Linked DNA regions of Homo sapiens: region 1 is linked to region 2. Evidence: read pairs that join two places in POLR2A ChIA-PET (ENCODE). Cell type or tissue: PC-3. All regions are shown on one strand. Each heading gives the region's core, and the rest is flanking DNA. Links, peaks and the distances in the headings are about the cores only.

Region 1 (16,802 bases), core at 8,765-11,264, 49 kb before region 2:
TTGATTTGGCATTCTCTGTATTGCTTTACAAAACCTGATTTCTCTTCCTGGGTCAAGCCAACCCTGAGGCTAATTGGCTCTTCTGTTCTATCATTCCTTTATACTTCTATTGTTGTTATGCCTACAGTATTGTCATTGAAGCAGCGTCCCCCCAGCCCCCAACACACGCACTATACTGAAGTTTGGTACTGGCCACAATGTTCAGAGATGAAGTGGTTTGCTTTTTCTGGTTTCTTCCCCCAAACTAGCTACATGAATAATAATATTTTGTACATCTCAAGAAATTTTCCCCCAAAGCATCAGCTTCACAATATTATCTACATCAAATGTTTATGCACTTTTGCCATTTACTTTTCACGTATAAAGCACATGGTAGCAGCCTCAGAAGAGAAATATTTGTTGTTGCATGCTCTTTTTAAATGCTTACCCACCATCTCTTTGGAAAAATTAGGAAAGCAAATAACCAAAGTGAATTGCAATCTAACTGAATGCAACGCTCAGGAAATTTTCAAAGAGGATTTCTAAATATGTTGGCTCTTCCACAGTCTCTTTCTGTCTCTCTCTCTCTCTCTCTCTCTCTCTCTTCTTTTATTAGCCACACTTAGTAGAGTTCAATTTTCATACCAGCTGTCATATATAATTGAATGTTAACCAAATGGAGATAGCATTAAAAAGGGGGAGAGAAGAAGAGGAAGGAAAAGTCTTATTTTAGTAACAGAAAATACAAATTCAGAATTTCGAACTTTTTTTTTTTTTAGTTTGTTTCACCTATGGAAGATTTTCTTCCTTCCCTTTCTCCAAAGTTGATTAGGCTGGGAATCAGACATCAATTTATAAGATTCTAGATACTGTTTTGGAGAAAAGTCCTTAAGGGATGTGAGTAAGGGAAGAAGACGGGTAGAAAGTGAAATTGTGACAGAAGTTTTACCCCAAAGAAAATTGTAATGAAGAAGACTGGTTTAAAAACAACAAACAAACAGACAAACACACAAAAAAACTATGTGCCATGACTTTTTTTTCAAACTATTGAGAAGATATGCTATCACCATTTTCCCTGGCATATCTGTTTTGCTTCTTGCTCAGAGCAAGAATCTAAAGATGTGCAGCATCAAAGTAATATTGATGGCTAATATATAGTATTTTCTATGAGCATCAAGAGTGGCAGTGTTTCTGACAGACAACTGGGTCAGATAGCCAGGACATGAATTCGAGGGGATCCACAAAGGACAGTTCTGCATTTTCCATATCTAGAGGCTGTATCTGGGTCAAAAGAATGCACTTTGCCTTTGCTTCATACAGCTTGAGCCAGCTGGACTCTATCCAGGAAGATAATGCTGACAAATCCTGGGAAAGCAAGAAGCAGCAGCAGCTTCTCTCTCATCGTGCAGCATATGATATCACTGTTTCTCCTGAGTCTCTTTGTCCCTTTGACATGTAGTAATAATTAAAGCATACAGATCTGCATTTATTAGAGGCCAAATAGCAGGCTTGAATATTGAGTCAGAAGTTTCTGTACCTATAAGTCACATAGCAAAGTGCATAAAGCAACTCCATCTATGAAGGAATGAAGTCATCTCTTCATCCTTAACAGAGAGTGAAGAAAGACTTATGGAACATGTCATATAAACCAGCCCTTGTTCTGCTCTATGTACTTATTATACACATGCTCATTTAATGTTAAAAATAATGACTTTGTGGATTAAGAATGTGAATGTTGGCATCATTAAGAGCCCTGAATGTAGCTATTTTTATTCTCAATTGAGAGATGAAAAAACTGAACTTGTGTACAAGGAGATATGAACATGAATGTAGACAATTGCTTTGTTTTTAACAGAGGAAAAATTTGTGGAAAGTACCCAAATGTAAGGAGAATAGCCAGGTAAATTGTGGCCTGTATGTCTAATGGAATGCTATAAAACGTCAGTATAAATAAAATACAGCTATACATGTCAATAGAGATAACCCTCAAAAATGTGTAGCCCGTATCTTTGCTATTGTGAATAATGTTGAAATGAGTGATGAAGAGGAGATATCTCTTTGAAAGACTCGTTTCATTTCCTTTGGATATATACCCAGGAGTGTGACTGCTGGATCATATGGTAGTTCTATTTTTAGTCTTTTGAGGAAACTCCACCCTATTTTTCAAAATGGCTGTACTAATTTGCATTCTCACCAACAGTGTCTGAGGGTTCCTTTTTCTCCACATCCTAACCAACACTGTTCCATTTTCATCTTTTTGATAATAGCCATTCTAACAGGTATGAGATGAAATCTCACTGTAGTTTTAATTTGCATTTCCTACGTTAATTAGCTTGATTGAATCTTCCTACAATGTATACATAGATCAAAACATCACATTGTACTCCATAAATATAGTTACTGTCAAGTAAAAATAAATTAATATAAAATTAAAAAGAAACAAACCCCTAAAACTATGATGTTGAATAAAAACTTCTAACAGAAGACTATGATTCTGCTAATATGGAATTCAAAATAGGCAAAGTGAAACAACATATTATTTAGGAACACAAATATATTTGGTAAAAATATAAAGAAGACCAAAAGAATGATATATCATAGCAAATCCTCCGGAATGGAGAGAGAGGGATTTGGGAAAAGACACCCAGAAGAATCAATAGAGTTGTATTTCTTAAGCCGTGTGGGGGATACACAGATGTTGTCTTATTATTGTTTTTAACTACTTATTATATATACCATTCTTTATGCATGATGCCCAGAAAGACAGGAAAATAAGTAAAAGAAGACAAAGTAATTAACTTATAATAATCTAAATTCAGCACCATGTCCTCCATGCTACAACAGCTATGAATGATGTTCAAAATTGTGTTTACTTCCACAAATAAGCAGAAATCTCTGTTAAGACATGAAGAAGAGATACAGACACTGAATTTAAGAAACAATATGCTGTATACGAATGCATATAAGAAACTTTAGATTCCACTTTTAATCCTGGCACTGGCTTGTTCATTCACTTTTAGCACCTTTGTTTTCCTATGCATGAGGTATATTGCATACAGCCCTTCAAACACTTGCAATCCAAATGAGAATTTAAAAGATTTACTACGAAATGCCAAATAACCCTTGCCAACCCCCCTAGATTTAGATAAATAAAATATTATAATACAGACCTAAAGGGGTGAAAAAATTTGTGGCTAATGAAATTGTAAGATTAAATTTCCAGAATGTGTTGCAGTACCATAACCATAATTAGAGCCTCTTGTTTTTGAAAATAATGCAGAAGGCAGGGACAAAGTCTATACACTGTAATTCATTTTAAATTGTGCCCTTTTTGAATTGGTATAAAGTTACAAAATAAGTGTCCTTTGAATGCTACAATAGGAAAACTGTATTTAGGGCAATTTTTATTTTTTCATGTTTATTTAGGAAAAGCACTTGAAATTATTTTAATGGAGGAGAAAATTAAAGATTATTTCAATAGTTTTGGTACACCTATGAACAAGCTTTGAATATTGCTATTGAGCAAAGCAAGGGTGGTAAAATGGCAATTTGCTTTAAGCCAGTTGTTGTGCAAGAGCTTTGGGCTAAGAATCAGCAGACCTGTTCACAAGTTCACCGTGTCACAAATTAACTGTGTAATTCTGCACTTTACTTGAATCATTACTACTAAAAGATTTGAGGGGGGCAGATGGCTCCTAAGGTCCTGTTTGTTCTCATATCATCATCTTTTCTCCAAAACATGCCACACTTAAGACATGATTATCCCATCCCCCATCCCCTGAACTCGTATCTCAGAGGGCCTTGTTGACACCTTGGATTGTGGTCTTTCCTGTTAGGTGCTCTGTGTTATAAATTAGTTGTATGCTTTCCATTATGGTCATGGGCAGGTGTCCTCAGCCCTCTCCTATCGTGATTGGCTGGGAGCCTGGAACCAGAAACTGGCCCATACCTCTGTTCCTACAAAGCTGCTGGGCTGTTTTCACTTTGCAGCTGCTTGACTTGAATGCCAAATTCTCCTAGTGAGTGGTGGCTGACCACCTGGCCAGGGCCATGCAGCCAGCTGCCACTTACAGCTTGAGGCTAAAATATAAGCATTCTAATGCCTAACCTCAGCCCCATCTGAACTCACTTCTCTCAGTTCTTTTTCTCTGTGAGTGTTAATTCAGAGTTGATTCTTCACTCCTTCTTTCCTCATTTGCTTACTTTTTCCCTTCCTTTCTGTAAAGAATACATATTTATAAATTGCCTATGAAGTACTGTGCACTGTGTGTGGATACAGCCTATTATTTATATCTATGTAGATATGTGAGAATTGAAGTTTTGCATGCTTGGAAAAATCAAATAAAATCTCTCAAACACAAAAAAAGAGAGACAGAGAGAGGTACCAAATTCCATTCTCTTTCTATTTCCATAGCTAGCATAATTTCATTTCCCCCATCCTCCTTGGAAGTCACCTGCTCCCAAATGGTGCTTGGTGGATTTAAATGCTATTCAAAAATCCCAGCTGACAGTTGTTAGCTGACTCTGTTCCTGCCATAGCTCAGATCTCTCCCAGGATGTTTTTGTTTTGGTATATAGGCAATGCCGTGTATCCACCAGTTAACCTGATATATTTCTGTTATTCTCTTGGGTGCCTTTTTGCAGCTAAAAACTATTCCCTGTTGTTTCCTAATGAGAATTTTGGTTGAACACGGAGTGGCAATAGCAGGTCAGTCCTTAGGTTTAACCCCCAGTATTTCCTCTTTGTTTTTAAAAGCTTATTGGGCTAAAGCCAAGGTAGCAGTTAGAATCCAGAAGAACTCAGGGGGAAAGGTTTATGAATGCATGGTGAGCTCATATTATCAGTTCCTATTTTAGTGTTTCAAAATCTCCCATGGTGTTTGAAAGCATCTTGATAATTAAAAGAAAATATTGCCTCATAAAAATTTCATCTTCATTTCAAAGTAAAGCATTTTTTAAAAGACTTAGTTTTACAGAACTTGGAGGAACTATGCTTACCTTTCTTCCCTCCCTCCATTCTTTCTTCCTTTCCTTTTTTCTTTCTTTTTCAGTTTTTCTTTTTCTACATGTAATAAAGGTGATTGATAGAAATATAAATGATTAGATCAGAAATGATTAGAAAATTGATTGCTTGATCTGACCTACTTTTTTTCATAATTAGGCAACAGACTCTTCATGTTATTGTCAAATACTCTGCCCTGAACTGATTTGGGCTTTGATATCACAGGTCATAGACTCATCTAAGCCTCTGGAGTGTACACTGGAATGGGGGCCAAAGAGCTTTAACAAATGTGAAATAAATACAATATTTTAACAGAAAAAAATATGCAGCCTCAAATGCTTATCACTACAAATCTCTGATAAGAAGAAACAAATTTGCTAATATATGTATTTGTGTTTGGTGCTTATGACAATGGTATTCATGTGCTTTAATGAGGTAATATATTCAGATGATTTTTTTCATACTTTAAATTCTCACAGTGACATTGACCTGAAATGCCTGGGCCCACTGGAGAAGAACAAAGGGCTTATATAGTATATCCTTTCTAAAGTGATGCTGGGGAAGAATGCAAACATATATTTAGGCCCTGTGGTCTCATTTCGCTTAATAAGAGAGCATTACCACAGCCAAAAACACTGCTTGGTGACATAATGGGCAAGGGCCTGACATGCCCACACAAACGGGCATCAAGGGGCTATTTCAGATTCTTGATTTCTTGCCAAATAGTGAATAATCTTAAAATCAAATGTGCAGCAATAATAGGCCCAGCTGGGAGGATTAAGAAATAAGTATCTATTGAGCTGCCTGATCTCTTTGTTCTTTAGGTTTAGAGTAGGATAAATGAAAAAGGGGAGGCCAAGAGGGAGTGGTTTAATATAGAATAAATTGTCTAAAAGGGATCAGTGAAAGCAGGATTATTGATGAGTTAGGGAGTGAGCTAGCTGACTTTTTATTTTCAGACTAAGACAGGATAGAGATATGGGGATAAACTAGGAAATCAGATAAGAAAAACAAAGGATGCAGGCGTATTTGCCTTAAGTAGTCTTTTTCTGTTTCTGAGATTTCTTATGTTCTTGTGCTCTGAGCCAAGATCAGTTGAGATTAATCAGTTGTATAGAAAGCATTGTGATCACATTGCAGGCTTTTAAAGTTTAAATTTGTTTATTGAGCACAATTTGGTTAGCATCAGGTGCTGAAGTTATAGACACCAACACTAGCATAGAAATTACTTTATTTAGCTCCCAGTTGTAAGTTTCTATAGCAACTGGGGCCTGTACCAGAAAGCTGAGATTCTTGTGCTCAAATGATTCAGGCAGAGATGGCAATATCATATTTAGGGGGGCACTTGCTTCTTTTTTCCAAATTTTTTTCTGTCTTGTGAGAAGCCTCTTTAATGTGATTCTATCTGCTTAGTCATACTTTTAATTACACCTCTGCTTTGAACCCTCTCCTCTTGGCAGCAGTATAAAGTATCTATTTTGGTTGTGTTTCGATTTCCATTGACTAGTTAGTATATTGATGCAGAGGAAATGAATGTGATCTGTTTTAAATACAGTTGAAAATTCTGAATAGTGAAGAAAGTGTCCATGGTGACAAATGCAGTTAACCAATCCAGGAAGAAATTGGGATGTTAATTCAAAAAGGAAACCTAATTTAATTTCTACATTATGCTTTCATTCTGACCATAAATGCAATGTCATGATAATTTTAAATATGGGGGATGTCCCTTATGAAGTTCTCTTTTTAAGTTTTTAAGTAAGTGATTTTATTTTTGTTTTATAAATGAATGTTTTTATTGTAACAAATAGGACTTTTTTGGAGTGGCTTGTTATGGTCGAAGTAATATTTTATGATGCTAGTTTAGCCAATACTGGAGAAAGGCTTAGGAAAAAATAATTACATCCTGGCTCCAATTATGAAAATAATCTCTACATTAAAAATATATAAATATAGTAGATTTTTTGCTGCCTGTGCTTTGGAATGGCTGTAATGCAGGCATCTATCTATCTATCGTGTATATATATATATATAGCTATATAGATCTGTATATGTGTATATCTGTATATCTATATATAGATATACAGATTTCTAGAAAAAATGAATATCAAATAAAATAAACATACTGGAAATACATGTTTTAAATAATATTGTCTTTTTGATGAAACTCCACATTTTACAAGAACTGGCTTTTGATATTTGAAATAATCATGAACTGAGTAGTTTAAAGACTATTTAGTAGAAGATTGCTTATGGTATAATGTATGGCATAGTCTTTTAGTTTGGCAAATGACAAGAATAAACCATAAAAGCAAGGATTCTATTTGTGCCCTAATAAAACAAAAGAAAACAAAGGATTTCCATTTAGTGTTCACATTTACTGCTAACTTGAGGCCTATTAACATTTGGAAAACACAAATTCTAAAGGCAGCTGCCAGCAATTGGCCAATTATAATTTCACGATTGAAAGAGAAAATCTTATTTCACTATGAAATTCTGTACTTGTTTTCTCCTTTCATGAATTACCCCACAGCCAAAGCACGATGTGTGTGAGAGGAAGGAGAAAATAGACTCACTCCTGGTTGTCTGCAGAAATGTATCACCTCAGATGACCTTGATTCTCTTTGCATTCAGTAGGAGATTTTCTTTTACTAATTTTACAACAGATTTAATTGTAATAAAATTAATTCAGATTGTGATTATCTGTCTCTATTTGTACTCAGTTTCTATGAGGAATCTTAAAATATCATCAGTTCCATAGTTGAGTGTCTGTGTGTCATTATTGCAGTATGTCTATTATATCATGATATATCTGAAGTCACGTAAGACCAATTTTGCTCTTTCAGGCAAGCAGTTTTCCAGATCTCTGTTAGAACTCTGAATAGATAATTGCTCCTTTAACAAAACATGCATAGACAAAACATTTGATGAATAAAGAGCAGTTATTAACCTACACTCACATTTGTGAATATCAGGGTTTAGAACTATTACAAAATGGATTCTGCCATGAGTCAGTTTTGTTTTTCCTTTTCAAATATATCCGTTACATATTTTTTTTTCCTTCAGGTAACTTACAGTAATATTGCTTAATTTAAAATGTACCAGCTCTCCTAATGTAGCAACTTGATTAAAAAGAATTAAATGTTTACTCAAAATCATAGTCAAATAGAATGTAGAACTTGAAAATAGTAAGTTGAATTTCTCAGTATTTTATTGCAGAAATGAAAATAGTAATTATTGGAGGAGATAAGTGATTTATACAATTTGGTTTTGTTAGCTAAATCAAAACAGGCTTACTTAAACATGTATTTGAATCATAAATTGGTTTTTGTAGTCACAAACCAATTATACTGGATTCTTATTAATTATTTGTTGGTAACAGTAAACAATCAATAGATTAGAGTGTCAAAAGCATTTGGTGGGGGGAGGGGTGTTACGTGCAGAAACATTCACCTAGACCATCTGAGGCTCCTCTCTTTAGAAAGCTCATTTGCAAGATTTGACCACTGACTGATACCTGGGAACTTGGCTTCTGAAGCACTCCCTTAACTGGTAAGGTAATTTCTCTGGGCCTAGACATTCGTATAAACAGTGGAATTTATTGTAATGTCTGCTTTCTTTTTGTAAGTCTGGAATTCTGGTAGTTGCTAGGCAAAAGCGTCTATGTTCCCAGCCCCTAGTAAAACTCCTAAACTCTGAGTTTTAAATGGGCTTCAGTTGGCAGAAAAATTCACACTTGATGCTATATTTTTTTTGTTTGTTTGTTTTCTAGAGGGACAGTGTGCTCTGTGTGAGCTGTCAGGTTGGGGAAAGGTGATAGGAAACTTTCCATGGATTCTTCCTTGTCTTTACCTGATGTTGTTTTCCCTGTCTAACCCAGCTCTTAATCTTTACTATGTCTATATAAGAAATATTAGTGTTTAGTGGAACTATGTGCCTGAGCCCTGTGAGTCCTTCCAGTGAATCACCAAATATGTAGGTGGTGTTGGGGACCCTTGAGTCAGAGTGTGTCTATTCTGGCTGATTTCAACAATGTGTGAGTTTAAAAGAAAACCAAAACTGAGCCATGGCATGGATTGAACATATGGGAATAAATACCTGCAGAGTAGATTAGCATTTTGGCAAATGTGCCATAATGAATATGCTTGCTGTCTACCAAATTCTCATTAAAATACAAATACTTAAGGTAATATAAAAGCTGATGTCAGTTGTGAAAACAAAACGAAAAAGGAGATGCTATGGCAAAGTTTGGCATAATTTATGTTAACTGAACTATTGCCAGCTTTTGCTTTAAGTATGTTTATTAAATTCTAGTGGAATCTGAGCTTCTGTTTTGATGGCTTCTTATCCAAATTAAGAAACTATACAGGAGACTCCAGAATAAGAATGAGCTTGTAGGAAACCTGATGTACTAAGCTTGTGTTGGGTGGAAGTAAAACAAAAATCACTCTTGAAAGCTTATAAACACAAAGCCTACACTCACACTAGTGTGAGGACTGAACTCACACCACTAGTGTGGTCTGAAATAATACCTGATCAAAGAATTCAATTTAAAGTGACTCTGGATTGGTAGTGGCCACAGTAGTTGGCAGAAACACACAGTTCTTTCTGGAAAATTGTATTTCCAAAGCAGGCCTCTAAGAAGTTCTACTTATTGCTTGAGTTCTAAAGAACACAATATCATAGCCAAAAATACAAAACACATAAAATGCATGAAACCATGAGCAAGGGCCAGCAGAACAAACAAATAAACATACAATAAAGTCAGTGAAAACCAAATGAAACAGACCTATAAAAGTTACCCACAAAAATGTCTCTGGAAACTAGTGTTTTAATAGGCAAACTCTTTCAAATGATTAAAGAAACATAATTCTTAAACTATATGATCTTATCCAGATCTTGGAGAGGAAAAAAAAGAGCTTTCCATTTTATCTATGAAGCTAGCATGATCCTCATATCAAAGTTTGACAGGGCACAGAAATATAAATTATAGACTAAATCCGCTTTACATCCTGGATATGAATATCTTAATAAAATATCAAGAAAACAAATTAAAGGTTAGATTTTAAAATCGTTTGGCTTCTTTTGAGAAGTGTCTGTTCATGTCCTTTGCCCATTTTTTAATGGGCTTGTTTTTTCTCTTGTAAATTTAAGTTCCTTATAGATGCTGAATATCAGACCTTTGTCAGATGCATAGTTTGCTACTATTTTCCCCCATTCTGTAGGTTGTGTGTTTACTCTGCTGATAGTTTCTTTTGCTGTGCAGAAGCCCTTTAGTTTTATTAGATCTCATTTGTCAATTTTTACTTTTGTTGCAGTTGCTTTTGGCATCTTCATCGTGAAATCTTTGCCCCTTTCTATGTCTAAAATGGCATTGCCTAGGTTGTCTTCCAGGGTTTTTATAGTTTTGGGTTTTGCACTTAAATATTTGATCCATCTTGAGTTGACTTTTATATCTGGTGTAAGGGAGAGGTCCAGTTTCAGTCTTCTGCACATGGCTAGCCAGTTATCTCAGCACCACTTATTGAATAGGGAGTCCTTTCTCTATTGCTTGTTTCTGTTAGATTTGTTGAAGATCAGATGGTTGTAGGTGTGTGGTCTTCTTTCTGGGCTTTCTATTCTGTTCCATTGGTCTATGTTTTTGTTTTATCACCAGGACCATGCTGTTTTGGTTACTGTAGCTCTGTAGTATAGTTTGAAGCCAGGTAACATGATGCCTCAAGTTTTGTTATTTTTGCTTAGGATTACCTTGGCTATTCAGGCTCTTTTTTAGTTCCATATGAATTTTAAAATAGTTCTTTTCTAGTTCTGTGCAGAATGCCATTGGTAGTTTGATAAGAATGGCATTGAATCTGTAAATTGCTTTGGGCATATGGCCATTTTAGCTATACTGAGTCTTCCTATCCATGAGCATGGAATGTTTTTCCATTTGTTTGTGTCATATCTGATGTTTTTGAGCAATATTTTATAATTCTCATCATAGGGATCTTTCACCTCCCTGGCTAATTGTATTCCTAGATATTTTATTCTTTTTATTGAGATGTTTTACTGTAAAGAGAAGAAGATAAATGAAGCAATAGCAAGAGGAAAATTGATTAGGATAATTTTTATTTATTTATTTATTTTTTCTGAGACGGAATCTTGCTGTGTCGCCCAGGCTGGACTGCAGTAGTGCGATCTCGGCTCACTGCAACTCCACCTCTCAGGTTTAAGCGATTCTCCTGCCTCAGCCTCTGGAGTAGCTGGGATTACAGGCGCGATCACCATGCCTGGCTAATTTTTGTATTTTTAATAGAGATGGGGTTTCACCATATTGGCCAGGCAGGTCTTGAATTCCTGTCCTCGTGATCCGCCCCCCTCAGGCTCCCACAGTGCTGGGATTACAGGCATGAGCCACCACACCCAGCCTGATAATTTTTATTTTTTAAAAAAGAAGAGATAAAAGCAACATGCATATTAGTTGATTGGTTGATCTGGAGAGGGAAAATTTAATAATCAGGAGAGGGAACATCCTTGGAGCAATGTCCTTGGGTAGACAAGAGTATGCAATATAGTGTGAAAGTGGATGGTTGGGCTTAAACAGTGATATTTAATTATAACATGAGGGAGGGCAGATAGATTTGGTGTCTTGCAGAAGCTGTCTTCTACTCACTTAACTTTCTCAATGAAAAACAATGTTGTTCTGAGAATGAAGATGGAGAAGGAGTACTTAGAAGAGTCAGGAGTATCTAGGAGAATCAAGAATGAATGAGCTACAGAAATGTGTTCTGATTTCCAAGAAGCAAGAGAAGACCTCTTGATATTTGTAGTAATGTATTTAAAATGAGATCGACTGGTACAGTTGTGCATTTTTCTTGAACCACAGTCAGTTGCACAAGTGAGTGCAGAATAGGCAGAGTGTTGAGGTTTCAATAAATACACATCATACACTAAGAGTCAAGAAATCTGAGAGTGTAAGCACAGAATTGTTAATTTAAGGTATATCAATATGGGTTATCCAAATATCAATGCTATAGTAACATCCTGAAACAAAACAAGCACAAAGGTATAAATGCCTAAACTGGAGGAAACTTGAAACTCTCATGTTAAATCTTCAATGTGGTATTTCTAACTTGTGAAGACAGATTGGTAGGCAGCCATTTTTTTGCGTTCTTAAAATAAATGGGGGCATAGTTAAAATTTTGTACATCAAGTGATTGCTCTTATTGAATGTTGCAGGTCAGATGTGGTTATTTTTAGTTTATTTGAAATATTGGACTGGAAAGTGGGGAGGGGGAAGCAAATATTTGAGATCTGGAAAACCCTAAACCTTTTGGTAAGAAATTGTAATTTTCACTTAAATTTTCTTTAAGGATGTAAGAGGTTTATAATTGATGCAGTTAAATTGAACAATAACCATTGATGACTATGGAACGTAATTATAGCCTGCAGAAAAGTTATAATCTAAGAATTGAAAAAATAAGATCCTGAAGTTGTTTAATTGCATCAGTTTTTGTATTTATGTGAATTTATAAACTGCAGTAAGTTTTGAATGAGGTTAATCTTGTTTAATATAAGTAAATGAGTCTGTAGACTGTGATCTCCCCAAACTAAAAATTACAGTACTTGGAATTGTGTTCTTTATGGTTGTAGTGTTGGTAAAGCACTAATATGCCGAAAATAAAGGAATTACACAGTGGAAAAAATAAAAATAAAAAATAAAAATAATCGTCTTTGTTTATTAGGATTTCGTAGTGGAAATATCTGGGTAAAGTAATAATAAAAAGCTTGAGCTGAGTGAGAGACAGTGCAAATGAGGCAGAAATAATGCATTGTAGATCCTGGTGGAATCAAAGTGTTGGGATAATGGAGATAAAGAGTTGGAAATTTAGGAAGTAACATTCAAACAGTGGGATTCTTTTTTTTTAAAGACAGTCACACTTTGTCACCCAGGCTGGAGTGCAATGGCACAATCTTGGCTCACTGCAACCTCCATCTCCCTGGTTCAAGCGATTCTCCTGCCTCAGCCTTCCAAGTAGCCGGGGCTAGAGGTGCGCACCACCAAGCCTGGCTCATTTTTGTATTTTTAGTAGAGAAGGGATTCACCGTGTTGGCCAGACTGGTCTTGAACTCCTGACCTCAAGTGATCCATCTGCTGTGGCTTCCCAAAGCGCTGGGATTACAGGCATGAGCCATCGCACCCAGCCTCAAAGAGTGGGATTCTTGAAACTGAGATTTTAGAAGGTTGTAGTGATCAGTAACAAATGCAAAGGTATGACTAGGAGAGTGAGTGGTTTATATGTCACGAAGTATAAGATCTTTCAAAAGGAATCAAAAGACTAGGGTATTGGAAGCATCACCTATGTGAATATTAAAATCACCACAAATGAAGATAGCAAATAGAGTTAGAGAATGTTAAGACTGTCCGCAAATGAGGGGGTCAATAGATAACTCTAACAAGGATGTAAAGTCTACATATCCAGGAATTTTTAAGGACAAAAGTAGAGCATGAAAATGACAATGAAGGATAAAGATGATACCTACCCCATCTTCAGTCCCTGTGCTAGGAAGGCTGTGGGGTGGGGGGGGGGGGAGCGGGAAACAGCTACCACTAGAGAGGGCTGTAGAGAGCAGTCTGTTCAATGGAGATCTTGGTTGTCGTTGTAGGAATAAGGGGTAAGAAATGTTCAGAGAACATATTAAGAGTATTGAGAATTTTGCCGTGGATGTGTGGTGGGTTCCAGAAGGTATAGTGGGGAGGTTTTAGAAATGAGGGTGGTGAGAGTCAGTTCTAGGATAGGAGTTGTATAGAGCTACATGGAGAGCAGAAGGTAGGAGACTGAGGGTAATCTGAGAGTCTTCTTCAGAGGCAAACAAACAAGAAAAAATGGCATGATGGCATTAGTACTGGTAGTCTTAAGACAAACATTCATGGCAAAACCATGAGGAAGGAAGGAGCAGTAGGGAAGGGTAAATGTGGACCCTTTTCCACTCTTCAGAGGAAGCATAAAAGACAAAGTAGAGTTAGTGCTATTTTGATAATCTCGATTCTCTGTTGACTTGGCAGATGGAGGCTGATAGGTCTGAGGAGCATGACAGGCCTCTCAGTGTTTCAGTGTTCAAGGCTCATTCTTGACACCCTGGGGTTGGTGGTGGTCTTCCTCTAAGCATGAAAATCCTATTCTTGATACAGCTACAGTCCATTTAATACAAATGGACAAGGCAACAGACAAAAAAACTAACAGAACATAAAAGTTTATCTTGAACCTAACTTCAATTTTATTTGTAAGATAAGATTGTAAGATTGACTATATGTGCATATATATATATCTATATCTATGCCTATAAATAAATGGAATGAAATGTAGCAAACAAAATACTAAAAATGATAGTGCTGGGGGTGAGATGATAGGTGATGTGTCCACTTTTGTTTAGTCTCTTAAATTTCTTAAGATAAACACCCATAGTCAGAAGAACGCCTTTTATTTAAGAAAAAAATGTTATTTTTAAAAATACTTTTTGTTGTTTATAGGGTTCTACATTTACAAATGCGTGCTGAACTGATTATGACATTTGACTGTTTGTTATGGATGTTGCTTAATTCTGAGAATACAGACTATATTTCTCAATAGTAACAATAACTTTTAAGCAATTTCTAAACAAATAAAGAGTTACTCATTTTTTGAAGGAAAACAAAGGATAGGTACTGTTCTCACAGCTGTTTTTTAGTTAAAATTATAGAATATGTAATTTAACTAGAAGACAGTCATTTCAAATATACTTAAGTAGTTCAAATAATTACACGGAGACAATGCAGATATTTCTCTGTTAGATAAACATATACTATTAGAAAACAGGATGATTTAAGGAAAATTCACAAATCTTTGTTAAAAAATTTAAATCAGTATTTTAATAACTGAGAAGGATTTTATGTGAAACAAGTAGCCTTTCTGAAATAAGCAATCAAAATAATTCATTAAAGCAGTAATCACTAGTAAGCTTGGCTGTTGTTCTACTTGATATGTAAACAAAATTGGTAAACATTGTTGAAATAACACCTCAGGTACTTCAACTTTCTTTATTACTGAGGAAAAAATAGCAGTTCATTATCACTCTGAATTTTAATTTTTTCCCACTGGAATACAGAAAGGAAGATTCAACCAAATAAATAGTTGATAAGACCATTAATGAGAACTAAATAATTTTTCAGCCTAGATATAAGCAGGACCAACTAAACTTAGTAATCAAGGCAAACTTTTGAAAGTATTAAAGATTAATTGAACAAATTCACAGTTGTTATAGGTTTACATGACTTATCAGTGTATTTAAGAACATAATTTGTGTGGAATAAAGAGGATTAACAAATTGATGTCAGATTTGCTTCTCTATCCTTTCACCTCTGTGCTTACTTTCCTCTCTCCCATACTCTTCATTCCCTGTTATATTTTTCTTGCAAAGTTAAAATTTACATTTTAGGGAGGAAAGCATTTATCTACTGCATGCACTTTTGACCTTGCCTCCCTCTCTTATTGGAAAACCCTTGTATCTCTTTGGCTGTATTATTTTTTCAAGATTGACTTTCTTCCTTTGTAAGGCTATACTTATCTGAGATGGTAGTCAGTCTGAACTTGTTTTAATGTACTTTTATGTATAAGCTTTATGTACTTTTATGAACTTTTAAAGTATGTGTTATATTTACATGTATATTACCGTAATCTAATAGTTTGTTTTCTACTTTATGAGAGTGTCAAAGGAAGGAAGAATCACTGATGTTTCATGTATAGATAAAATTGGAGACTAAAAGCAGGTTTGGAAGAGAGTTAGAAGCCTAAGAGAATCATTTTGATAACTTTCTACTGCTAACTAATAAGGAGATAAAGTGAGACCTAATTTTTGGAGATCTGAGTATAAAAATTCAGGTGTTTTAGAATCTAAGCAAAAACTTTGCTAGAAAAGTGCCACTCATTGAAGTGTTGCAGATCTATGATATGACATTCATTCCCATTTAATTTATTTATCTTTTGCCACTAGTTGGCAGTATGACTGAATTACAGTTTGATATTCTGCCACCATATAAGTGCCCAGAGTATTCACTAATATTGACCATGTTTGGGAGTTCAGATATTAGCTGTCTGGAGTTAGGGTGAGATGCCATTAGGATGTCTCTTTGATATCTGAGACCTGTCACTTAAACTTCCAAGTAAAATATGTAAGTGATTCTCAGTCACACTTTTTAAAGTAATACCAGACTTACAAAGTGACAGAATGGGCTGGACTGCATATTACTTTGATTTAGAATTTAAACAAGTTTCTGCTGGAGGTCCCAGAAGATGTCCATGTTGGGGTTTCTAATCTAAGAACAGAAAGACAAGTTATGTAAGTTTGAGACTTAGGGCAGGGACAGAGAAATCATTTTTAGTGGAAAGGGAGAATGGGATGAGGTTGGAACTAAGAATGTAGCTATTCACAGTCATTTATGCCAAGCAACTTGCTTAGGTTCAAAGCCAAAGTATCAGGAGCAGGGATAATATAGTTTGAATATTTGTCTCCACCTAACTGTCATGTTAAAATGTAACTCCAAGTGTTGAAGGTGAGGCCTAGTGGGAGGTGTTTGCATCGAGGGGCAGATCCCTCATGAGTGAGTTGGGCCATCCCTATGGTGATAAGTAAGCTCTTCCTCTGAATTCAAATGAGATCTGATCATTTAGAAGGTGTGACACTTTCCTCCCACTCTCTCTTGCTCCCACTTTTGCCATATGATGTGCCTGTTCTCCCTTTGCCTTCCACCGTTATTGTAACTTTTGTGAAGCCCTCATCAGAAGCCGAGCAGATGCTGGTGCCATGC
Region 2 (16,802 bases), core at 8,565-11,064:
CTTTTATTATTGTTTAAAAAAATTTTTTTTGAACCTTCTAATTTAATGTCTCCAAAGTGTAGGGAGAAAGCTACCTCTATCATCTAGGGAAGAAATACCTAGTGTTCTTAAAAACTAAGATTCGCGGGCACCCTCATCTATCCAATCAGAATGTCTGTGGCTAAGGCCCAGACTCTGCATTTTAGCAGGAATCCTGAAAGACCCTTATGCATATGTTTGAGCATCAGCACTCTAGTTTCTCTTTAATTAAATCACCCAGCTATCTTTTCTGCAAGGCACAGAAAATATATTATCTCTAGCAGTAAACTTCAATTTCATCATATCACCTATTCTATATATCTAAGTTTAATCAAAAGTTAAACATGGCCCTTCCAATCTATTTATATCCCCTACAGCGATTCCTCAATTGTTCATCAACCATTTTTCTAAAAGTATTTCACCTTTTTCTTGTATGTTCTCCTAATTTGACTGTAAGGAGATTCCTATTAGTCTTGTCTTTTTCCTCAGGCCCCATATTTTCTATATTTCTTATTTCCTTTCCTTTACACACACCTTTTATACTTTTGAAATGACTTTTTTCCTCTTTCCTTTACATATCTTAGCTACCTGGCCTGTCTAAGTTAAGATCCATTTTATACCACGAGTTCTTTTAAACCGCACCAACCAATTGTGGCTGAGCAGTTACTGAGCTTATAATCAAATCACTATTTGATAGTCAATATTCTGTAACCTGAAAAAAGGACCTGCATTTCATGTGTGTTTATACTTAACTAATTTCTATAAATATATTCACTTATTCTTTTTATTGGCAAATAATAATTGTATATATTTATGGGGTAAAACATGATGCTTTGAGTTAATATTTAAATTATTCATAAATTTGTGTCATCACACCATTATGTTTTGATTTTCTGTTTTTCAAGTATTTAATATTTGGGGCCATATCCTATACAACTTTCTTAAAAGATCCCAGCATAATTATTTGCATACATTTCCCATCCAGTATAGACCCTTTGTCTATGTAGACCTTCTAGAGTATACACAAGATCTTCTAGAGTATACACCCACTGAGGAAATATCATCAAAATCAGTCTTACTTATTTAAAGGTTAAGATATCATTTTTATATTAACATTTCAGAACATGTTGTTTACAGCCACTCCTTCCCTTCCAGTTTCATCCTAGTCATTTTCTGCTTAATCTACTGCTTCCTGGTTTCAAGTCTTACCATTATCTCAACACCACTTTCCCAAAAACTGCCTAGATTTATACTAAACTTAAAATCTGATTCTTGGTCTTCAGTCTTTTTTTTTTTTTTTTTTTGAGTCTCACTCTTGTCACTCGGGCTGGAGTGCAACGGCGTGATCTTGGCTCACTGCAACCTCCGCCTCCCAGGTTCAAGCGATTCCGCTGCCTCAGCCTCCCAAGTAGCTGGGATTACAGGCGCCCATCACCATGCCCGGCTACCTGGCTAATTTTTTGCATTTTTAGTAGAAACGGGGTTTCACCATGTTGGCCAGGCTGGTCTTGAACCCCTGATCTCAGGTGATCCACCCGACTCGGCCTCCTAAAGTGCTGGGATTACAGGCGTGAGCCACTGTGCCTGACCGATCTTCAGTCATTTTTGATCACTTTTAATATTTACTGTCGGTGACCATCTTTAAATTTCACCTTAACTTTGCTTATGCTTTATTTCTGTACCTTGTATCTTGGCTTTGATTCTTCCATTTATTAGAGTCTGACTGCGGGTTTAACCCAATGTTGAGTGAGTTCCTACATTGTGTATGCTTTTTTCTCCACTCCCTTGGAGAGCAGGATATATTTCTGTGGTTCCTGTGAACATTTAACCAAAAAACTCCAGGTGTTTTCCTTCAGTTGTGGCCTTTCTCTTGCATTTCAAACCTGTAAGATATCTACACGTATAATTCTATAATTAATTATTATTATTTTTTGCCTTTTTTTCTATATTGCATGATGATTCCTCAATTCTATTATTTATTTTCTGATGGCCATTTATACTTGCAGGTGCTCAGACTCAAAACAGCTAAACCATAACTCATCAAACTCTGCTGCAAGTCAGTTCTCTCTCCATTCCTTTTTCACTGTAAAATCAACTGTCAATTACAAAGTCTCAGCTTCTAAATTTGAGGTTATTGGGACTTTCTCTCATCATCTAAAGAATTATCAGAAGTGATTGCTTTTTCCCATCAAAGTTTGAGTGGGTGATATGCACTCCCTGACTTGGTTGGGAATTTGGCAATCTATCTAACTGATACTCTTTAAATATATTATCATCAACATTCATGTGGTGGGATTAGGGGGCAACTCATTTCAAATTATTAAAAAAGTGTATGGAGAAAAAGATTCACATACTAATTCCCTTTCACTGTCCAAAGCAGCATCAATATTGTGTAAAATGGACAGTATTCTGCCACATGAATTTTCTCCTGTTACTTTCTAAAATAGACATTTTCTTAGAAATTTTCCTGAAGAATTTAAAATATAGAAGGTAAAATGAATTCTTTTGTTTCTGATACATCCTGTTCTATTAGTTTGAAGAAATTTAGCCAATGGTGATCACCAAATGTAAGCTGCTGTATCACATATATGTTACAACACATACATGTTAAAGCACTTCAGCCCATTCTTGTGCCTCCTCAAGTAAGTTTGAAAGTTTTTTTTAATTTGCATAAAGTGCTGTATAATTGATGGGACTAAATCAATGTACATTCTGTTAATTCAATGGTGTTTTTATGGATTGGTATCTTTGGAGAAAGTAATGTCTAAATTCTTTGCTTCTGACTGCTTTACCTTCCCAGAAACCACTTTCCATCTAATCATAGGATCTCAATTATCTTGTTTCGACTTGCTTCTTTATCTGGCCTTTATGTACACCAAATTCCCCTTTTCATTTTATTGCTGAAAGTTAAACCTCTGTCTCATTTTTCCTCAAACACAGATGTGTTAATTTCAGCACCTGGCCGTTATTTGTATTTCTCTGTCTGTTGGAATATCATCAAATATTTATTGAGCAAATTACTAAGAATACAGCCTTTTGAATTCGGATACAACTAGGATGAGATTTCATTCTATCAATTCAAGGCAGTTTGACCTTGCAATCATAATTCAGCCATTGAAAAATTCACTTTTTTTTCAGCTATGGCTTAGAAATAATGGTGAGTCCTATCTGATCACTGCTAGATAAGAGGATTAACTGATGTAACATTAGATGTAACAATTGTAACATCTCAATTATTTGCAAAATTACTGGTACAAATAAATACTGAGTAATTGTTGGCTCTTTATTAGTAATAGTAATGATTGGGTAATGGTAGTAGAGTAACCACAGTAATGTGCAAAGCATGCTGGATACAGGAAATACGGTGGAAAACACAGGAAAGATGTTTTCTCTCCTCTCATGGACTCTACAGATTAGAGAAGAAAAAAAAAGTAATCCAATATTTAGAATAAAGATTGTACTATACTATTACACAGCAAAGGAGCCAAACTAATTTTGACATCTGTAGAGTTCTCCCTGACAGAATGGGGCTATGAGATAAGGAAATATAAAAGGTAGTCAGGATAATGGTGGAGGTGAGGGAGAGAAAGGATGATAGGCAGAAAAGGCAGCATGCATGAGGGTCTAGAAGAAGAGGCAAATTTGGGGAAAGTAAACCGTCCTGCATCTCTAAAATGTAGCAAGCTGAAAACAAGGGAAATTGTCAAGAGATTAATTCACTGTTAGGTAGGATTCAGATCATGTGGGATTCTTTAGGCCTTATAAAAAACTTTCTACTCTATGCCGAAATCATTACAGAAAGATGTTAATCAACAGAGAGCCTTGATTGAATTTTTATTTTTGCATATTGTATGTTTCCTAGGGCTTCCCTAACAGATAATTACAAACCAGGGAGTTTAAGACAACAGAAAGGTATTCTTACATTTCTGGAAGCTGGAAGTCTGAAATCAAGGTGTTGGTAGGCAGGGCCATGATCTGAAGTCTCTAGGTGAAGATCTTTGCTTACCTCTCCCTAGCCTCTGTTGATTACTGGCAACCTTTAGTTGCCCCTTGGCTTATACACGCATCCAATTTCTGCCTCCATCATCACATGACCTTCTCACTATTGGTCCTCTATCTGCATTTCCCGCTTCCTAGAAAGACATCAGTCACTGAGTTAGGGCCCACTCTAATCTAGTACAGCCTCATACTGATTATTTTCAAGTAAGCTCACATGCACAGGTGTTGGGAGTCAGGACTTAAACATATCTTTTTAAGGAATGTAATTCAACCCACAACACTTATTATTATGGTTCTATTTTGGACACTTAATTCTAAGAGAATAATTAGAAGCAGAGGGGAGAGTTAGAAAGATTTAGCAGAAGTACAACAAATAAGAACAGTGGCCTGAACAAGCATTGTGTTCATGGGGAAAGGCATTTTCCAATTCAAAATTTGAATTCTGGAGGTAGGTTGTGCAAGAGTTGCTTATTGATAAATATGTTGGGAGAGGGGTGAGGGAGAGAAAGTTAATGTTGATGCATTATTTCATCATCAAGTTTCTTGCCTGGGCAAGTAGATGAATGGTACACTGAAAAGGGAAATAGTGAAGCGAAGCTGGTATGGGATATAATTGAAAGAGCCATCATTCCATTACTTCAGGTCCTTTTCTCTGTCTATAAGGTGCTAGGCAGCATATACAGAGGTGACTCTGACAGTTAAAGCCCTGCCCTCATGGAACTTATGGCTCTTGCTAGTCACATAGAAGTTGACATCTGCTTTAATAGGAATTCCATAACATTTTAGAATGTGAATCAAATATCTACTGCAGTCGTCAATGTTTTATAAAATTGCAGCTGCATCTGCTTTTATATCTGTTCATTCCCAGGCTCTTAATAGGATCCCTATCTCTTGGAGACTTTCCTGAGCAAAGATTTGTGTAATCTCTTGATATGGTAATTTTCTATTTCTAATTTAGTTGCCTATAAAATCAACCTTTGTATCACCTGACATTTACTATCTGTACTTCCCTTCTTTTTTGCTGTCTGTGTAAGTTTTTAACTCTAGTTGATCATTCTTTTCAACTGACTTTCTCATCTTTCCTCCCAGCTGGTTTGTTTGGATAAAAGTCTGCTTTGGTCCATGCAATGTGTCCAGTCTTTTACTCCCAGCCATGTGATCTTGTCTCTGCTGTTAGGTTCCTGGGCACGCTTCAGTTTGTACCATTATTTGTTGGTTACAGACTTTCTGCACCACAGCAGTGATTGAGGGTCTTTTCACAGTTCTGCCATTTTTCTCTCCAACATGTACACACAGTTGAGCATTCATAAATGTATTCATTCATCCATTCAACCATTTGTACACTCATTCTCTCATCAGATACACATTGATCTGCTGCTTCATTCCACTCATTGTACGAATTCTGGGTAATCAAAGACTAATGCGATGCAGTTCCTTTTTTAAGAGTTTAGAATGGAGATCCAGACAAGTCAACTGACGATACAAACCGTGTGATGAATGTGAAGGTTTAAGACAAGTGCACAGGTGGAGCACATATTGTAGACTGGCCAGGTGAATAGGAGACAAATCAGAAAAGGCTTCTCAGGGCAAGAGACAGATAAGCTGAATCATAGAGTTCTAGCAGAACTATCCATGAAAATCGTGCCAGTAGGAGGGTGAAGGTGGGAAGGGAAAAATTGAAGGGAAAGGGGCACAGGAGGAGAACATAGCAAATATAAACCTCAGGAGGTGAGAAAGAATATGGCCATTCTAAAATTGCAGAAGTGTGTGCTGTGTGTGCTGTGAAAAAGTGGGAGAAGAAAAAGATACGACCAGACTAGTAGGTAAGGCCTGGGTCAAGATTTATATGCTTGTCTGTCTTATCCTGACCTAATGCCTTATACGAAGGACTCATTGTCAGCTGTGTTTCCTGCATTGAAACTAAGTCCTGACATGTCTGTATTCCCTCATTGTTCTCTAACATCACTTATACAATTTCCTTCATTTTAATATCTGTACACATAGGTAAGTAGAGATGCGCTTTCATAGGTAGGCTTGTGCCAGGTCATGGGGCCCTGCAAATGCTATGTACCATGCCAAAGAGTCCGGCAGTTATTCTGTAGACAATAGTTAAGCAAGTTGTGTTTTGAATGCAGCTTGAATAAAATTACCATAGCAGTGTTTTAGAGGGTTGACACACTGAAATGTTTAATTGGTGAAAGGTGAGGTCAGTTGGGATGGGCCAGTTGAAGACCATCTCATGCAGTGATTGAGAACACGGACTCTGGGTAGATGTTGTGGGTTTGTATTGATAACCCAATTACTAGGAGTATAATTTGGGAAAGTAACCTTAGTTCTCTGTGCCTCAAAATAGAGATTATAATTGTGGTTGTGACTATGACAAAGCATAGTCGTGTGGATGAAATTAATGAAGACAAGTAAAGCACTTATAATATTGGACAATAATAAATTACTGTTATTGGACACAAAGAAGTCTTCAACTAATGTTACTTTATTATGTTACCAAAATAGATCTTGATCATAGAGATCCATGGTAGTAAAGCAATGATTCATTTAAAAATAAATCCTCCAAAGCTGTATTTACGTAGTCAGAGTCCATATAATGCTAGTAAATTAAAATAACTGTTAGTTTTTCATTATTCCTAAGGCTGCCATTACAAACTACCAAAACCTGGGTGATTTAGAACAACAGGAATGTATTCTCACATTCTGTTGTAGCCTCACATTTCTGGAGGCTAGAAGTCCAAAGCAAGGTGTTGGCAGAGCCATGCTTCTACTGCAGCCTGTAAGAGAAAGTCCTTATTCGGCTCTTCCAGCTTCTGGTATCCTCAGATCGTCCTGGGTTTGTGTCCAATAGTCACATGTCATTCTTCCTATGTCTCTTTGCATAGACTCCCTCTATACATGTCTGTGTCCAAATTTTTCTTTTCTTTTTTTCCTTTTTTTTAAAAAAAATAAAAACACCTGTTATATTGGATTAGGATCCATTCTAATAACCTAATCTTCACTTGATTACATCTACAAAGACCCTGTTTTCAAAAGGGATCACATTCTGTGTTACTGGAGATTGGGACTTCAACATATCTTTTTCAGGGTAATACAATTCAATCCATAACATCACGTGTGCAATGATTGTAAAATATTAAAATTTCTAAAATGTTACCAGTGAGGCTGAGTTTTAGCAAGTAAACAGTATTGCCACTAACCAAAATTAGTAACATGGGCTTTATTTTCAATATTTGGTCAAGGACCTAGAATCAGTCAACAGGGCAATATGTTTTAAATAAGGAAGTAGTAAAGAAAACTAGTGAACTTATTTTTTCTTATTGAGAAATAAAACAAATTTGATTTGTGATTCATTATTCAAATAGTGAAACCAGAGTACCGCAACAGGATTTTGCAATGTCATTTGGTAGAAATGAAACATAAAAAATATGATAGAGAAAAATACTAGATCTGAAATGGGTATGAGAATTCTTAGTAACACCTTGCACTTCAGAGAATTAACATTGTGAGCTGCTTTTCCATGAGGAACACTTTTATATCTAATATAACACATTAGGGAAGAGTAGCAGGCCATACATTCATCACATTCCCCCCCCCACCCCACACACAAATAATGTAGTGTTACTTGTACATTAATCCCCATTTTTCACATTAAAACTCCATTGCTGAAAACCAGAGTAGGGAAACAGTAACTGGAAATTAGAAAAATAAATTTATAATAATATTTAACACTTTTATGCCTAATAATAGATCAGAAAAAAAGTCTCACTTTTGAATTTGGAAGGTGTGTAGAACAAGGAGGGAAGTAATTGAGTTTTAGATATTTATTAGGACATGCAAATAATGAATAATAGACTCATTGGAAAATAATTTAAGAAATTGGAGTAGTAAGTTTTAAGAGATTAAAGAACTAAATAAACAAGATTTTCATTTTGCTTGTACTGCATTAAACTCATTGATTTTTTTTTTACATATGGGAAAGGGGTGGAAAAATTGAAAATAAAAATATTAATGACAATTTTATCAGCTAATAATCCAGTTTTACTTTATATAAAATAAACAACTCTGAGAGATGGTCAGTAGTAGATAATTAACAGGACCAAAATTTTTTGACGTCATTAAATCATATATTGAGGATTATCTGAAGAATGATGATGGATGAAAAAAATTAAAATATTTCATGAAAAGAATTAGAGATAAGATGGATGAGGAAGTATTACTAACCTTGCTCTTTCAAATAAAAAAATAAGATTATAACCAAAATATGCAATCCTCAGAACGTAGACTTTAGGAAAATTTATTACTCAAAAATTAAATATTGGCTGCCAGCAAATTGATTTATTATCAGAAATAATGTTACATATCAGGAACAAATGAAAAAGAGAGAAGGGAATAAAAATTTCATGGGTACCTGCTAGGTGAGGCACTTTGTATATGTTATCCAATTGAATTTTTATAAAAAAGAACTCTGTAAATTATTATTCCCGTTTGATATGTGAGGCAATGAAGGCAAAGAACACATAAGTAACCAGCCCATGGGTATAACTAGTGAGTGTGGAATCATTATTCACATATATTTTTTTTAAAGTCCAAGCCTTTCTCACACCAACATAAAGAATTCCCAAGGAAAAAAAAATTCTAAAATTGATAGACAACAATGTCACATTTTTTATTCAATTGAATTTCCGAAGGCCTAGTGGCTTTTGACAACAATTCCCCAAGGCAGCCCTTATTTGTTTTAGAAAATGCTGGTCGATGTCTTTGGAATAAAGTAGAGAAAATTAACATAGCAAATAACATGGAATAATACACTTTACCTGAAGATGTTCCTGAGAAAGTACAATTAGGTAATACCAGCATCTTCATTTCCACATATTATTGAAATGGCAAGTCCACAACTATGGCCATAATTCTGAGACTGGGCTCAAGGCCCTGCATTTGTTCCTGCTGAGCGGGACTGAGGATTTGTCACAGACTTTTCAGAGAAGCTGTCCAGCATTAATTGAGGTGCTAAACCCATTCCAGTCTAGTTCCTCCCATACATTCCAGCTTTCATTCTGTGGCTGTTTCATCAACCCCAGATTCCCATAATTCAGCTTTCTTTCTGTGGCTACTTCATCAACCCCAGAATCCCATAATTTAGGTTTTTCCTCTGAATCTCATTTCTGTATTCCTTTTTTTCCCCTTATTTGGATTTGCTTTTTCCCCCTATGATATTAGTCCCTGAGCTTAGGCTGCCCCTGCTTTATCCAGAAGGTTAAGTGGAAACAATTTAGGCAAAACACTTTAAAGGGAAATGACCTTATTTATACTCAAATGATTCCAATGAAAAATTCTATGGTTTTATTATTTTGTATATATCAAATGCAAATTTATTGGACTAAAATCAATAAGCAAAGAAATAAAAATAAAGAAATTGCAGCTAACATATTAACTATGATTAAATTGTTGTTCTAATGCCGTGAAACGAAAAGTTCATGAGGAACCTTTTAAGACAGTTTAAGTTAAAGCCCAAAGGATCAAGGTATGTAGCAATACAGATGAAAAAGCTTTCCCTAGAATTAATGGCAAATGCTTTTTTTCATAGTTCAAATAATGTAAGCACTTACATGATTTTGTATTATATTTTTACATATAAAATTAGTATGATGGCCAGTCTCTAAGATGTTCCCTAAAGATAGTTTTCCCTGAGAATTCATACCCATCTATTCATGCCAGGGCTGACTTGAGTTCCCAATAGAATAATGCAGAAATGATGACATATAACTTTCAAGACTAGGTTACAAGAGGCCTTGTAGCTTTTCCCTCGTTTTCGTGCATTGTTCAGCCTGGGGAGAGCCAGCTGCCATGCCATTAAAACACCAAAGTATCCCACATAGAGAGGAACCACCTTGGCAGTCTTCAGATGAAAATACCTTTGAAGTGGATCTGCCAGTTCCAGACAAGCCTTCCAGATGACTCAGCCCTGGCTAATATCAGACTGCAACCTCAGAGCCCCTGCTATGTTTCTGAATATTTGATCTCCAAAAAAAGTATTAGAGACAATAAATAATTATTGTAAGTTTAAGTCACTAAGTTTGGGGTGATTCGTTATGCAGTAATAGATAATTTAATACAATTAGATAAAGTGATACATCAACCAGACAAAAAGAGAAACATTCAGTTTGTTGCTTTTTCCAAAAGCAACATAAATCATCTACAATGGTTTCCTCTAAGGAAAATATTTGAGATTACTATACATAGTGGCTAACAATTATCAGTAATCAATGGGGAATAAAACAGAGACACAGTGTCATTCTGAAAAATCCTTTTCAAACTTTGATAGTTGGAATAGTGTTTTAGATTATCATATAAAAAACTTATAAAGCAATAAAATTCATTCATTTGTTTACAGTAAATATTAACTGAGCACAGTATGTGCTGGCCGCTTGTGTTTAGGTACTGGAGATGCAATAGCAAATAGCACAGCTTCCTCTATGAAATTCACAGTCAATGTATCAATACATTTTAATGTAGAATTAAAATTAAATAGGCTCTCTTATTTGCATTTTTATCTTCTCATGTAACACATAAAAATCTATATTTTCTTTAGTTTTATATTAGTCATTGAAAAGTTTCCTCTCAATTCCATGGTTCTGATGAAGGGCCAGCTGGTTTCTCAGTAATACTGAGAGAAGAAAGAAAATAACAATTGTAAAATTACTCTGTTTTTTAGAGAAATTATGGCGTTATGATTGTGCTTTTTTCATTCATTTATTCATTCATTCTGGAAGCATTTATCAAATATCATCTATGTATCTTTAAGCCTTTAAGTATATTTTCATATTACAGAATATTAAAAGGACAAAATACTGACAACTTTTTTATCATCAAAAAAGTTTAAAACATTTATTATGCTCTGTTTTTAAAATCTGTGACAGATAAAATAATTCAATGTTTTTATTGAAAATTTAAAAAGTAATTTTAAACGTTTTAGCATGTGGTTGATAGGTACAGCAGACCACCATGGCACACATATACCTATGTAACAAACCTACACGTTCTGCACATATATCCCGGAATTTAAAGTAAAATAAAAAAAAAAAGTTTCAGCATTTAATGAGATCACAAGAGAAATCAGATGCTATTATGTTCTTTTATTTTAAAATGTATGTTTATTTGAGAGGGAAACACAGTAGATTAGAAGTATTTTGGGGGTTAATATTTTACTTTCTGTGAAGTAATAATTAGAAAAAGGATACTAAGAAGCCTGGAATATAGTGGTCAGTCAATAATGCATTTTATAATAATTATATTTTGGCTTTACAAATAGGTAGCCAATATTTACCTCTTAATTAAAAATTAATGCATAAATTACTATTATGGATTTCTGGTTTTTCTTTGAAAGATATATGCATATAGATACATGTATATATGCCTTTTGGGTTGTGCTATGTGTTTGAATATAGATGTATTTCAAGCATGAATTATATTATCTGAAAAGAGCCTTCATTAGAAGAGAAATTATTTCTAAAAAGTTTTTTTCTCCTTAACACTCATCCAACTTAATTTGAAACAATTCAAACCCAAACAAAAGAATAATTCAGAGTTCACTTCCAGGCTTATAGTTAATTAACAATTTCAATAAAGAAGTGGTTTATTAGGTGTCTCACTCAAGTGCTTTAGGCTAATACCAGAAACAAAAAAGTTAAATTATAGTCAAAGTGGAACAAAATTTCAAAAAATTCTGTTTAGTGTATCTCTTTGCTTTCCTAGGAACCCTGAAATCGTTACTTTTCAGCACAGTGAACTTAATGACATGCTTTTTCTTTCCCTGGTGACTTCCTATAGCTTAATTAGCTGATTCAGGTCAACTACCTGGTTCATCAATTTTTGAGCATCTGAGACTTAGTGTTAAATTCCCTTTTGAGAAATGAATTCCCATCACAAGGGCTTTGTGGGTGTGTATGTATGGGAAAATAATTTTGAGCAATTAGGAATTAATGATGACCTTGCAGGGGATAGAAGAGGACATAATCATAAAAGTTGAACAGACATCACTGGGAGTGAGTAATGCACTACCATTAGCATAATTGGCTAGCGTTAAAATGGAGATACCTACAATTATTAAGGTTTAGAAACTTTGAGGAAATCAGGAGATACTGGAAGGTGCAACCTGAGATTTTACTCTTAGAAATCTCATCAGTGATAATTTGGAATTATATATAAATGAAATTGTTAGATTGGAATCTGGAGAATAATTCTAATGGAGCAAAAATAGAAAAATACACTGCAAATGAAAGTATCATGTAATATTGCTGTATGTCAGACACTTATTATTAAGAATAGGAATCTATACCTTGGGCTATGTGTTTAGACAACACCAGACAGCACCTCTTAACTGTGCGCTTAGAAAAATTGTCTCAAAAGTGAGTATAGGCCGGGCGCGGTGGCTCACTCCTGTAATCCCAGCACTTTGGGAGGCCGAGGCAGGTGGATCACCTGAGGTCAGGAGTTTGAGACCAGCCTGGCCAACATGGATAAACCCCGTCTCTACTAAAGGTACACAAATTAGCCAGGCATGGTGGTGGGCATGTGTAATCTCAGCTAATCAGGAGGCTGAGGCAGGAGAATTGCTTGAACCTGGGAAGTGGAGGTTGCAGTGAGCCAAAATGGCAACACTGTACTCCACCAGCCTGGGCTACAACAGTGAGGCTCTGTCTTAAAAAAAAAAAAAAAACCTGATTATAATATTTAGTACATCATAGGCTTATTGTAAGGAATGAATGATTTAATAATAGTATGTGCATGTCTTACTTATCTGTTGCAGGTAACAAGCCAAACTTAATGTCTTTGAATAATATTTTATTGTTTCTCATGCTCGTAGGCATTGACTGGGCTTGGCTGGGCAGCTCTCTTCTGAAGTTGTAATCGGATGTTGTCTGTGGTTGCTGTCATTTAAATGCTCAGATTGGCTGAATGTCCAACGTGGCTCACTGACATAGTTGGCAGGTAATGCTGATTGTCCTGTGGGCATTCAGCCCGTGGCTTGGGCAGAATCAGCTACATAATTTACGGAACCTACCTAGTGCAAAAGGAAAGTATGGAGTTTCTTGTTAAAATTATTAGGACGTTCGAGATAGTAACAGCACACGTTGCATGCTCATGAATCTGGCTCGGGGCTTGGACTTCTCACAGTAAAATGGTTGGGTTCTAAGAAGCATTCAAAGACCAAGCATTCTAAAAGGCCCAAATAGAAGTTCTAAGGCTTTTCACAACCTAGTAGGTCACGATTCTAATTGTCAAAAGGAAATCACAAAGCCAGCTCAGGTTCGAGAGAGGGAAATTAGATGCTATCTCTTAATAGACAGCATGCTTGTCTAGGGAAAGAAATAACTGATGGCAGCCATAGTTGGAAATTACTACATGACCTTGAGGTTTTATTATAATTATTCAGGGAGATAACCCATGTTAGTTAGTTAGCAGAGTGCCTGTACTGTAAAAATGCTTATGTAACTGTTATCATCCCGGATTATAAATTTGGAAAAGAACCTATGTGCCATGACTTTGTAGATCTGCAGTCTATCTGCTTGAATTAAATACATGTTATCACATTTTATTTTTACTCTTCTATGAAATGTCTTACACAAATAGTTTTTAAGACACTAATATTTATTGCTGTTCAATTTTGTAATGACGAAAGCACATTCCCAAATTAATTATTAATTAGCTTAATGTTTCTCAATGATAATAGGCTTTCTCTTTTACCTAAAGGCATTCTTCAGAAATGGATAGTTTAGCTTTGATTTTTCTGCCTATTAAATAACCACTTGTAGTCTATTGTCTTGCTGTATTTATCACAGATGAGTGCAAAACAACAACAACAAAAAATAAATTGCTTTACTATAGTACCTTTTCCTTACACTTTGCCATAAACTGCCACATTCTCTGAATGCATCTCAGCTAGCGTGTAACTTGGGATTACAGGTTATAAAAGCTTTTTATAATCTTTAGTCATTTAACACTACCTAAATCTTATTTGATGGCTTTTCTTTTCAGTTTGTGCCAAAAGCAATATAACTTTTAAATTAGGAAGCAAACATCCTTTTACAAATAAGACACTGTTTCTGACATCCAAATTTTGTTGATAGGCACCAAGAATTTCTGGAAAACTTTGTGTGTAAAGATAGTTATAAGTGAAAAGAAATGCCAAATGATCATCCAGGACACAACAGAACAGTTTATTTTGTTGCGATAAAGACAAAAGAGGATGGTGAATTACAAAACTATGTTTATTCTATTGTGCAAGGCTCTTGGAATGTACTAAAAACACTTTTTAAGTCAGTGTTGCACAAATAATGTCAACCTGGATTGAAGGAGGCCATAAAGCTGAACCCAAGTAAATCTATGATTCCATTTTGAATAGATTACATTTTTTCTGACTTGATAAGCATTGTAGGCCTTCATATTCAGTTTACAAGAGTTTAGTCTTTCTGAAATTTGGCCCTTATTTGCTCTCAATTTATTCATTTATATATGTATTTCTTCCAGCATCTCATTTCACAGATGCCTTATATATCATAGATATCAAATATATTACTTTTTAAAATAATTTCAACTTTAAAATTAGATTCAGGGAGTAGGTATATAGGATTGTTACATGGGTATATTGAGTGATGGTGAAGTTTGAGGTATTATTGATCCTGTCACCCAGGTAGTGAGCATAGTATCCAAGAGTTTTTCAACCCTTGATCCCTTCTGTCCCTCCCTTATCCAGTAGTTCCCAGTGTCTGTTATTGCCATCTTTGTGCGTACCCAATGTTTAGCTTCCACTTTTAAGTGAGAACATGTGGTATTTGGTTTTCTGTTCCTGCATTAATTTGTTTGGATAATGGCCTCCAGTTGCTTCCAATGTTACTGTGAAGGACATGGTTTCATTCCTTTTTATGGCTGTGTAGTATTCCACAGCATATATTTACCACATTTTCTTTATCCAGTCCACCATTGATGGTCACCTAGGTTGCTGTCTTTGCTACTGTGAATACTGCTGCTGTGATGAATATGTGGGTCCCTGTTTCTTTTTGGCAGAACAATTTGTTTTCTTTTGGATCAATACCCAGTAATGGGATTGCTGGGTCAAATGGTAGTTCTGTTTTAAGTTCTTTGGAGTTCTTGAGCAATCTCCAACTGCTTTCTACAGTGGCTGAACTAATTTACATTCTCTGAGAAGTGTCTTTTCATGTCTTTTGCCCACTTTTTAATGGGGCTACTTGTTTTTCACTTGTTGAATTGTTTACGTTCCTTATGAATTCTAGATATTAGACCTTTGTCAGATGCATCGTTTGTAACTATTTTCTCCTATTCTGTAGGCTGTCTTAATCTGTTGATAATTTGTTTTGCTGTGCATAAGCTCATTCATTTAATTAGGTCCCAACTGTCAATTTTTGTTTTTGTTACAATTGCTTTTGAGGACTTGGTCTTAAATTCTTTCCCAAGGCCAGTGTTCAGAATGGTGTTTCCTAGGTTTTCTTCTAGAATTCTTATAATTGGAGGTCTTACATTGAAATCTTTAATTCATCTCACGTTAACTTTTGTATATGGTAAAAGGTAGGGGTCCAGTTTTTTTCTTCTGCATACTGCATATCGCTAGCCAGCTATCCCAGCACCATTTATTGAATGGGGAGTCCTTTCTCCATTGCTTATTTTTGTTGACATTGTCATGTTCACATGTTCAGAAGGCAGTAGGTGTGAGGCTTTATTTCTGGTCTCTCTATTCTGTTCCATTGATTTATGTCTCTGCTTTCGTACTAGTACTATGCTGTTTTGGTTATGGTATCTTTATAAGACAGTTTGAAGTCGGATAGTGTGATGCTTCCCTGGCTTTGTTCTTTTTACTTAGTATTGCTTTGGGTATTTGGCTCTTTTTTCATTCCATATGAATTTCAGAATAGATTTTTCTAATTCTGTGCAAAATGACATTGGTAGTTTGATAGAAATAGTATTAAATCTGTAGATTGCTTTGGGCACTATGGACATTATAACAACATTGATTTTTCCAATTTATGAGCATAGGATGTTTTTTCATTTGTTTGTGTCATCTGTGATTTTTTTTAGCAGTGTTTTTCAGTTCTTCTTGTAGAAATCTTTTATGGCCTTGGTTGAATGTATTCCTAGGTATTTCATTTTTTGGCTGTTGTAAATGGGATTATGTTCTTGATTTGGCTATCAGCTTGGACATTATTGACGTATATAAATGCTACTTTTTTTTGTACATTGATTTTGTATCCTGAAACTTTACCGAATTTGTTTATCAGCTCCAGGAGCCTTTGGCTTCTGGATTCTAGGTGTGGAATCTATGTGATTCTATATGATTCTAGGTATAGAGGCATGTTATTAGTGAAGAGTGATCGTTTGACTTCATGTTTTCCTATTTGGATGCCTTTTATTTCTTTCACTTGCTTGATTGCCCTGGCTGGGACTTCCAGCACTATGTGGAATAGGGGTGGTGAGAGTGGGCATCCTTGTCTTTTACTGGTTCTTTAGGGGAATGCTTCCAACCTTTGCCTGTTTAGGATGATGTTGGCTATGGGTTTGTCATAAGTGGCTTTTATTATTTTGAGGTAATTAACATTTTTTGATTGAAGTATAATATACATAAATTGCATATGCTGTAAGCACACATGGGAGTGAATTTTTAAACACATCTTTGTATCCAGCACCCAGAAGTTATTCATCTGATTCCTTCCTGTGACTAACCCAGTCCTTTCCCATCAAAGATAACCACTCTCCTAACTTCTGAC

What was found. ChIA-PET counts read pairs that join two places held together with the same protein. Peaks named below come from ENCODE experiments on the same cell type or tissue, not always from the same donor. Only the 100,000 strongest peaks of a DNase experiment are listed, where the experiment ranks them.
Region 1: POLR2A ChIA-PET joins it to region 2 with 7 read pairs; 2 of 35 experiments call an interaction of 5 or more read pairs at or near these places.

Annotation. Positions count from the first base shown.
Region 1 is chr3:81,996,988-82,013,789 of GRCh38, forward strand. All of the region lies in intron 1 of LINC02008 (long intergenic non-protein coding RNA 2008), which reads left to right. Among named protein-coding and RNA genes, the nearest start is that of LINC02008, 19 kb to the left of the region's middle. RefSeq lists a silencer at 4,030-4,079. In PC-3, for the core only: no CTCF peak of the experiment used is centred there; no DNase peak of the experiment used is centred there.
Region 2 is chr3:82,046,039-82,062,840 of GRCh38, forward strand. The region is part of intron 1 of LINC02008 (long intergenic non-protein coding RNA 2008); the gene reads left to right. Among named protein-coding and RNA genes, the nearest start is that of LINC02008, 68 kb to the left of the region's middle. In PC-3, for the core only: no CTCF peak of the experiment used is centred there; a DNase peak (open chromatin) is centred at 9,943; H3K27ac peaks cover 449 bases.